Regions from separate parts of the Homo sapiens genome. Here regions 2 and 3 are each linked to region 1. The links are chromatin contacts, found by Hi-C or POLR2A ChIA-PET in ENCODE. All regions are on one chromosome and are shown on one strand. The core of a region is the stretch at or near the end of the contact, and the rest is flanking DNA. Distances in the headings are between cores, read along the strand shown.

Region 1 (2,602 bases), core at 77-2,576:
GTTTGAGTTATTAGACACAACAACGGTGGACAATGGACATCAAGACAAAAGCCCACTCTTGCACTCCAAATCATGATACGTTCTTCCTCAAATTCAGGAAAAGCCATCCGATGGTATTTATTCTTATAGTGGCATTTGATTCCTTAATAAATGAGCTTTTTCCACAAAAATATTTCAATAAGAAATGTTGCCTGAAGTGCTGATGACACTGATGAAATTACAAGAGACTTGTATTTATTTATTTTTAGATTTCTATTATGAAAAAATTCAATTGATAGAAAGTAAACGGAATAGTATAATGACACTTATGTACCCTTCATCCAACTTCAACTATTATCAATAGCCTGCCATTCCCACTTCATCCATACTTTTACCCACTCCCCACACCTTCTACTTGATACACCACCTATGTAACTCCTATCCCAATCATGATATAAAACATTTCCATCTCTCCAGAAAATTCCTTCATGTCCCTTCCCATGTAATTCTTCTGCCCATCCCCCTGTCCCAAGAGGCAACCGCCATTCCCATAAGTCTTACCTGAGATTTGTCTTGCCTATGTCTTAATGTCATGTAAATTGAATGATATTGTATATACCCTTTTGTGTCCAGCTTTTTCCACTAACATTATGTCTGTGAGATTCATCCGTGTGGTTGTGTGTATTGGTAGACTGTTCATTTTTATTGCCAAGTAGTAGTCTATTATAAAAATAGATCATATTGTGTTTACTCACTCAACGACTAACTGGTATTTGGATTATTCCCAGTTTGGGGCCATGAGCATTCTTGTATAAGCCTCTGTATGAAGACATGTTTTCAAATTCTCCTCCTAAATATGTAGGGGTAGAGTTTCTGGGTCAAAGGGTAGATATATTTTAAGTTTATAAGAAACTGCCAATGTTTTTTCCATTTCTGCCAACCACACCTGACAGTTCCGGTTGTTCTTCATCCTAGCTAACATTTGCTGTTGTCAGTCTTTTTAATTTTAGCTATTCTACTGGGTGTGTAGTGGGTATCTTGTTGTAGTCTTGTTTTGCACTTCTGTGATGACTAACAATGTCAAGCATTTTTTAATGTGGTTATTGTCCACTTAACTTTTTTTGTGAGATGTCTGCTCAAGAGACACTTATTTTTCAGGATCTGCTGAAGTAACCTCATGTCCTAGGTACTGTTTCTTTGGTTATGCCGGCGCACAGGATAAGAAGTGCATTTCTCAGTGTAGGGTGCATAGGAAAGTTCTGCAGGGTCACAGATTGCCTCTGCGCTTTATTATAGATTTCTCCTCTATTTGTGGCCCCTCTTTCAACTCTCTGGTATGATTCATTTCCTGCTACTTGCTTTCTGGACTTCTCCCTTGGCTGGGATTGTGATTCCCTTTGCCTTTTCTCTGTCTGCTTAGGGCAAGGTTTAATGGGAAGAAGCCATTACCAAATTCCTTTTGCTTTGTGGTTTTAACTCATAATGTGTCAGCATCTCCAAAGCTCCACTGAGAACTTAGGATCCCTTTCTAACCCAGAGTCATGAGAACTAAAAATATCTCAAATAACTCTATTTTGAAACATTGGAATTGAGTCAAGAAGTAATATATTTTGGGACTGCCAAGTGACTCCAACATTATTCATAGGAACTTAAGAGCATTTGGAGAAAGGCTGTGATTTATATCTAAATCACAGTGCTTATGTGATAAGCTAAATAAGGTTCCTCAAACTCTATGGTAAAAGACAAGAATGTTTTACAATTTCCAATAAATTATGGACCAATAGTTTTAGAAATAAAAGTGTTGCAGTGATGTTGACTTGCTAGAAAGGTTTCTATACATACACTTTCACTTTCTCCACAGAGACAGCTAATAGTTTGTAGACTGGCACCAGCCTGTGGGTCACTCTTTGAGCAACCTTGATTCAGAGCACTGAATCTGGAGCCAGACTGTTTGTGTTTGAATGCTGGCTCCATCATTGTTGGCTGGGTGGTCCTTTTTTTTTTTTTTTTCTCATCATTCAACTTGAAAGCTGGGTGGTCTTAAGGGAGCTTTTTGATTCGGTATTCTCATTTGTAAAATGGAGATGATGATAATAACAATGCCTGCTGCACATATTGTGGTGAAGATTAAATGAGTTCATATATGGAAAGTGCTTACAAGAGTGCCTGGCATATAGTAAGTGCATGATAAGCTTAGCTGCTATTATCATTGCCATATCCTAAATCCCAGGACACTTGCAGTTATAGCTATCAGAAATCCAGTTCAAGTTACTTAAACAAAAGGAATTTATTGGTTAGTTGTAACCAGGTGCTCATATGATGCTATCTAAGTCTGAGACTCCTTTTTCTTCTATGTTGGCTCTATTCTTACATGGACTTTCCCTATAGGTGTTGAGGTGGCTGGCAGTGCTCCAGCTTACATCTTACCAGTTCACAACCCAGTGGAATGAGAGTCTCATCTCTTACCTTTCCAAAGTTGTGGTTGTTACTTTCATTGGCTTGGCTTGGTTCTTGTCATGAGCCCACCAAAACCATAACAACTAAAAATTCAGAAGAGGTACTCCTCTTAAGAAAAGTGCAGTGCTGTTACCAGAATAAGAGAGAATGATTTTTTCTTTCAGAT
Region 2 (2,602 bases), core at 76-2,575, 220 kb after region 1:
TATAGGTCTAAAACCAAACTCTTCATCCTTGCCTTCACCCTTATTCTCTCCTAATCTTTCCATCTGTTCATTTGTTCAGGCTACAGCCTGGGAGACGTTGCTAATTCTCTCTCCTCCCCACTCCACATTCAATCTGTCAGGAGATCTTGGAATCAAAGTTTGTGTACACGCTGCCACTGTTATCACACCACCCAAATCACCTTCATTTCTTGGCTGGATCACTGCTCTAACCTCACACTGCTTCCAGCAAAGCTCATCTTCAATCTTGTCAGCTCATAGCAGCCACAGTAGAACCAGCCAGCCTTTTCATCTCAGTCAGAATAAAACCAAAAGTCTATACTATGAACTATTCATTCTGTCCTCTTCATTTCCTCCACCTGTGCACCAGCCACACTGCCCTTGGAACAACCAAACTGGGCCTTTTCCCTTGGGGGCTCCCACTTTCTGGGATACCCCAGCTCCAGGTCTTGCTTCTTCACTTTCTTCAAGTCCCGTTAAAATGTTGCATACTCAGTGGCCTTCCCTGGCCATCCTGTATAAATTTCACCACCTACCCTGTATGATCCCATTTAATTCCCATATCTATTTCTTCAAAACACCTATTGCCACTGGACATGTTACAAAGTGATTTGCTTATTTGCTTATTTCAAGGCATATTTGCTTATTTCCAGGCCTGACTTCTCTATCTAAAAACAAGGACTGCATCTCCTTACTTTACTTACTGACATATCCCCAGGGCATGGGACAATATCTAGTACCGAGAAGTCACTAAACAATATTTGTTAAATGAATTCATAAAGAAATAAAATTTCTTACCCTCATAATTTTTATACCCTAACTGGGGGAGACAGGCAACAAACAAAAAAGCAGAGTTTAGGGAAGAAATTAGAACTCGGTGATGTGACAGAGGCAGCTAGGTGTTGAAAGGAGACCCTTTGGATAGGATACTTCTATGAGAGGAGACACTTAAAGCAGGATCTGAATAACAGGAAAAAGCCAGCCTTGCAGCATTTTCATTTTATGGATCAGAAAACTGAAGCTACAAGAAACCATGTGCTTTTTGCATCTGTTGAATAGTAGAAGTGAATTTATAAACCTAAACTCTGACCACTCTTTGTTCTTCTTTCATGTTAAACTTCAAAGCCTTTCACAACTAAAATGACTAAAATACAATACTTATTTTTTAAAAAAAAAAGCCAGAAAAACAATCCAGCCTATCTCTCTGCTAACTTTAAGGCAAGAATCACCACCCAGTCTAGGCTGATTGGCAGCTGGCCACAAGGAGACAGTTGGAAAATATATTTAGTTTTTCCTGTTTCATTTTATGTTTAACTTTTGCGTTTTAAGACTAGTGAGCATGGAGCTCAGTCCTAGAAAAAAAGAAAGTCTGCAATTGTTCTCATTCAGACAGCTACTTCTTAAAAGTCATTTCTCTTAATTCCATGAAATACTCCCAGAGGAGTGACCTCCTTCGGTTGCACAGTGCTGAGCTTGTCTTCGTGTTTCTGGAATGCTGCTCCAGGATTTCTTTTTCAAATGGTCAAGTCATGCTGGTTGTTTTTAAGTCCTCAGAGCACTCTCAGCCTTTTTTTTTTTTTCCCTTTCAAACACAGAGAGCAATGCAAGACTGAATCCTTCCTGGTTTCATTCCTAATTCCTGCTGCAAATGGTAATCCTGCCTTGGGACACTGAGGCTCCCCTTTGCTTTGCAAATAGTCTGTGAACCTTTAGGAAAGCATGATTGATAACACAGTCTGAAAAAAAAGGAAAAGGAAAAAAATACCTACTGAGATGACTAGGCTTGAAGCCTAGTTTGGAATGCACCCAACAGCACAAAACCTTGAAAAGCAGAAGCAAAAATTCAAACATTTGCCGACCCCAGTGCTTAGTAATTTACCACCTTACTACCTCATGTTTTCTTTCTCTAGTTTTCATTTTTATATGCATGACTTAAGTAATTCCTAGGCTTATTTCCAATGATACAATGCAGAAAACAAGTTGGGAGAGAATCAGGCAAGGAACACACAATTCCTAGTGTAAATGAGTTTCAGAATGAACACAGAGAAAAGGACATTCTTCTTTTCTCTTTCTTTCTTTTATTCTGTTTTTGTTGTTGTTATTCAAAAATAAGAAAAGTTGATGATTGGTTGGTGCAATGTTTTAGTCAGGGGTTCTCCAGAGAGACAGAAATAATAGAATATATAAAGAGAGAGAGATGTATGAAAAGGGATTTATTAGTGGAATTAGCTACTCAATTATGGAGGCTGAGAAGTCCCACAATAGGCTGTTCATAAGCTGGAGAACAAGGGAAGATGGTAGCATGGATTGGTCTAAGTCCAAAGGCCTGAGAACCTGGAATTCTGACACCTAAGGGCAGGAAAAGGAGGATGTTCCAGCTCCAGAGGAGAGAGACTCATTAAGAGAGTCTTATGAAGACTAGGTTTAAGGTGTTATTAAGAAAAGAGATTAATAAGGGCTCTCCCTGTGAGAAACAGAGATGGATGTATTTTAGAATTAGAGGAACAGGAAATGGTTAGTTAGGAAGCCCAGCTGAGAATGTTCTAAGCCACAATAGATAAAAGGAGAGTGTTGAGTAATCACT
Region 3 (2,602 bases), core at 71-2,570, 160 kb before region 1:
TCATGTGCCTGCAATGTACAGGCTATGTTCATAACACTAATAGCTAGCATTTATGGAATACTTAGTACATACAATGCTTATGCCGAGAACTTTACATGTCTGTTCATTTTGTATTCACCACAACCCTCCAAAGTAGATATTATTATCCTAATTTTACAAATGAAGAAACTGAAACTCAGATGAAATAACCTACTCAACAGCACCCAAGTAATAAGCTCCAAAGCCTCTCTGACACTTAACTGCAAGAAATTTCACTTTATTTATCCTTTGGGACATAGGAACCCATACAATTTTTTCTTTGGGTTTTTTTTTTTTTTTAGAAAGATCAAATTCCATCTTTATAATCACACTGTGAATTAGATGTAGTTATTCCCATTTTCTTTTTCTTTCTTTCTTTTCTTTTTTAGACAGGATCTCGCTCTGTTGCTTAGGCTAGAGTGCAGTGGTGTAATCATAGCTCACTGCAGCCTCGACCCCCACCTTGGACTCATGCAATCCTCCCGCCTCACTCTCCCAAGTAGCTGGGACCACAGGTATGTGCCACCATACCTAGATAATGTTTTAAACTTTTCTGTAGAGACAGGGGTCTCCCTATGTTGCCCAGGCTGGTTGGAACTCCTGGCCTCAGGCGATCCTTCCACCTCAGCCTCCCAAAGTGCTAGGAATTACAAGCGTGAGCCACTACAACTGGCCACTGGGCCAATTTTAAATGTCTCTGGCAGGGCTCTCTCCCACATTGCCCACTTCTCGTCCAAGAGAAAACGCTCACTTATCCTTGCACCTTTCCCTCCCCCTTGGTGGGATGTGTGGCACTTCCCATCTTTAAATGAGATTAAGAGAGATCAACTGACTTTAATACAATTAATTCAATGTGACAAGCATGTATTGGGCACTGTGTTCTGGATACTTAGGTGCTGAGGCTACAAAGCCAAATGAGGCAAGGCCTGGCTATAGTGTATGCTGCAGGGAAGGCAAGGCTTTTCTGGAATTACAGAGGTGGCAGAAGTTGTGTTTTCTCCGGCTGGCATCAATTCCTGACTTTCTGTCAGCAGAATATTCCAGACAGGCTGGTTTCTATAAAATTCCTAGGGAGAATCCCAGGGTTTAGGTTCTGGGGGAAGGGAAGAGAGGAAATTGGCAAAAGATACTGCTTGAAAAGGCTGTTTTTCCGTCTTTCCAAATCAGGTACAAAATAATGAACTGACACAGAACGCTTTCTATTTGTTAACTGTTCAGTTTTCCCTAGCACAGGGAGGAGAGTGAGAGAACGGCAACCTTTGCCACATGATTGGAGGCAGATTTGTTTACCAGATCAAAGCCTGTGGGTAATGGAAACCTCGGGGTAGAGGGGGTGGTGCCATGCAGCGGGGCCTACAGAGCCTACTTAGCTGAATGTCTTACTCTGTATATTCTGGAGCTTGAACTGCACTACTTTGAAACGCCAGCTCTCTTTAGATTAGTCACAGGGGGATACCCAGGTTGCTGGAATTGCTCAGGGATTCCAAGATGTTTACAGAGTGAAGCTACTGGGTCTGGATCACGTTCCTTTCAGATACTGTAGACATATCCTGTGACTTAAGGGAAAAGTGACAACGTCTTTGTTCCTCTAACCTGTGGGTAGCTAATTTTGAAATGATTAACATTTCCTGGTGTTAAGCTTTCTGAAAGACTCTCTATGTATCTAATGATTTCTAAGGAAATATAGAATCTACACTATAATGATTTTACTGGAAGCCAAAGGAAATACATTAATTGTAAGTGTAGAGCAAGAGGGCAGGAAAGAAGCACCGCAAATCAACATCCTCATCACTTCCAGTGAGGGAGGCTGGGTGAGAAGGGGGCCAGGAAGACCTTTACTTTAAGTGTATTGTTCAAATTGTTCTTCATAATGAATCTGTACTAATGTGTTACTTCTACAACATCAATATTTGTTGAATGCTTCTAGAAAGAAAAAAATCTTTTCCATAATATGTATTAAAAGTGTTTCTTGAGTTCAATTATTTCCAATTATGGAAATCTCGTTACTCTTTTTAAAAGAACAACTGAACATAATGTCATGTCTTGAAAATAAATGTTTCAAATGACAAGATAGTTTGGGATTGGAATTCCCTTCTCCAGAGGTTGTTTGCACTGGGAATGGACCCATAATACTTCACAAACAGTGCTGGAATGATTTGTGACTGCTAAGTGCCCAGAGACCAAGCAGCCCCTGGTGTGTGCCTGGTACTGTTATTAATATATCTGTCATCTTTGCCTGCTCTACAAATGTTAACTGGTTCATCCTCAAGTGGTATGAAGAAGTTCTTTGCTGCAGTTTTTGCTGAGGAATATATAGAGGTTAAGGGGGCTTTTTCTTTTCTTTTTTTTTTGTTTGTTTGTTTGTTTGTTTTTTGAGACAGAGTCTCGCTCTGTCACCCAGGCTGGAGTACAGTGGCATGATCTCAGCTCACTGCAAACTCTGCCTCCCGGGTTCAAGCGATTCTCCTGCCTCAGCCTCCCAAAATGCTGGGATTACAGGCATGAGCCACTGTGCCTGGCCAAGGGGGTTTTTTCACTGTGATTTTTGTGTGGGTTGATTTAGCAGTTGGTGAAATAGTGAGGG

Evidence for each region. Hi-C counts contacts between places; a loop is a spot of excess contacts on that map. ChIA-PET counts read pairs that join two places held with the same protein, here RNA polymerase II (POLR2A). Pooled maps may share reads with other maps.
Region 2: a loop to region 1 is called in a map with no recorded cell type, with 4 times the contacts of the local background. The contact joins two enhancer-like sites. A Hi-C loop is called at or near these places in 1 of 168 maps with a recorded cell type or tissue (GM12878), 6 of 37 single-sample maps with no recorded cell type and 5 of 50 pooled maps. POLR2A ChIA-PET finds 5 or more read pairs at or near these places in 1 of 52 experiments (activated naive CD4-positive, alpha-beta T cell).
Region 3: a pooled map shows a loop between it and region 1 (4-fold over the local background). The contact joins two enhancer-like sites. A Hi-C loop is called at or near these places in 7 of 50 pooled maps. POLR2A ChIA-PET finds 5 or more read pairs at or near these places in 2 of 52 experiments (T-cell and WTC11).

Annotation. Positions count from the first base shown.
Region 1 is chr14:58,730,230-58,732,831 of GRCh38, forward strand. No RefSeq gene overlaps it. Among named protein-coding and RNA genes, the nearest start is that of DACT1, 94 kb to the left of the region's middle. Within about 2 kb of position 1,327, at least 4 of the 41 ENCODE cell types and tissues checked have a DNase peak (open chromatin) inside an H3K27ac peak, as active enhancers do.
Region 2 is chr14:58,953,882-58,956,483 of GRCh38, forward strand. The region is part of intron 4 of LINC01500 (long intergenic non-protein coding RNA 1500); the gene reads left to right. Among named protein-coding and RNA genes, the nearest start is that of LINC01500, 130 kb to the left of the region's middle. RefSeq lists enhancers at 224-343, 2,282-2,602. Within about 2 kb of position 1,326, at least 2 of the 41 ENCODE cell types and tissues checked have a DNase peak (open chromatin) inside an H3K27ac peak, as active enhancers do.
Region 3 is chr14:58,570,856-58,573,457 of GRCh38, forward strand. No RefSeq gene overlaps it. Among named protein-coding and RNA genes, the nearest start is that of DACT1, 66 kb to the right of the region's middle. Within about 2 kb of position 1,321, at least 2 of the 41 ENCODE cell types and tissues checked have a DNase peak (open chromatin) inside an H3K27ac peak, as active enhancers do.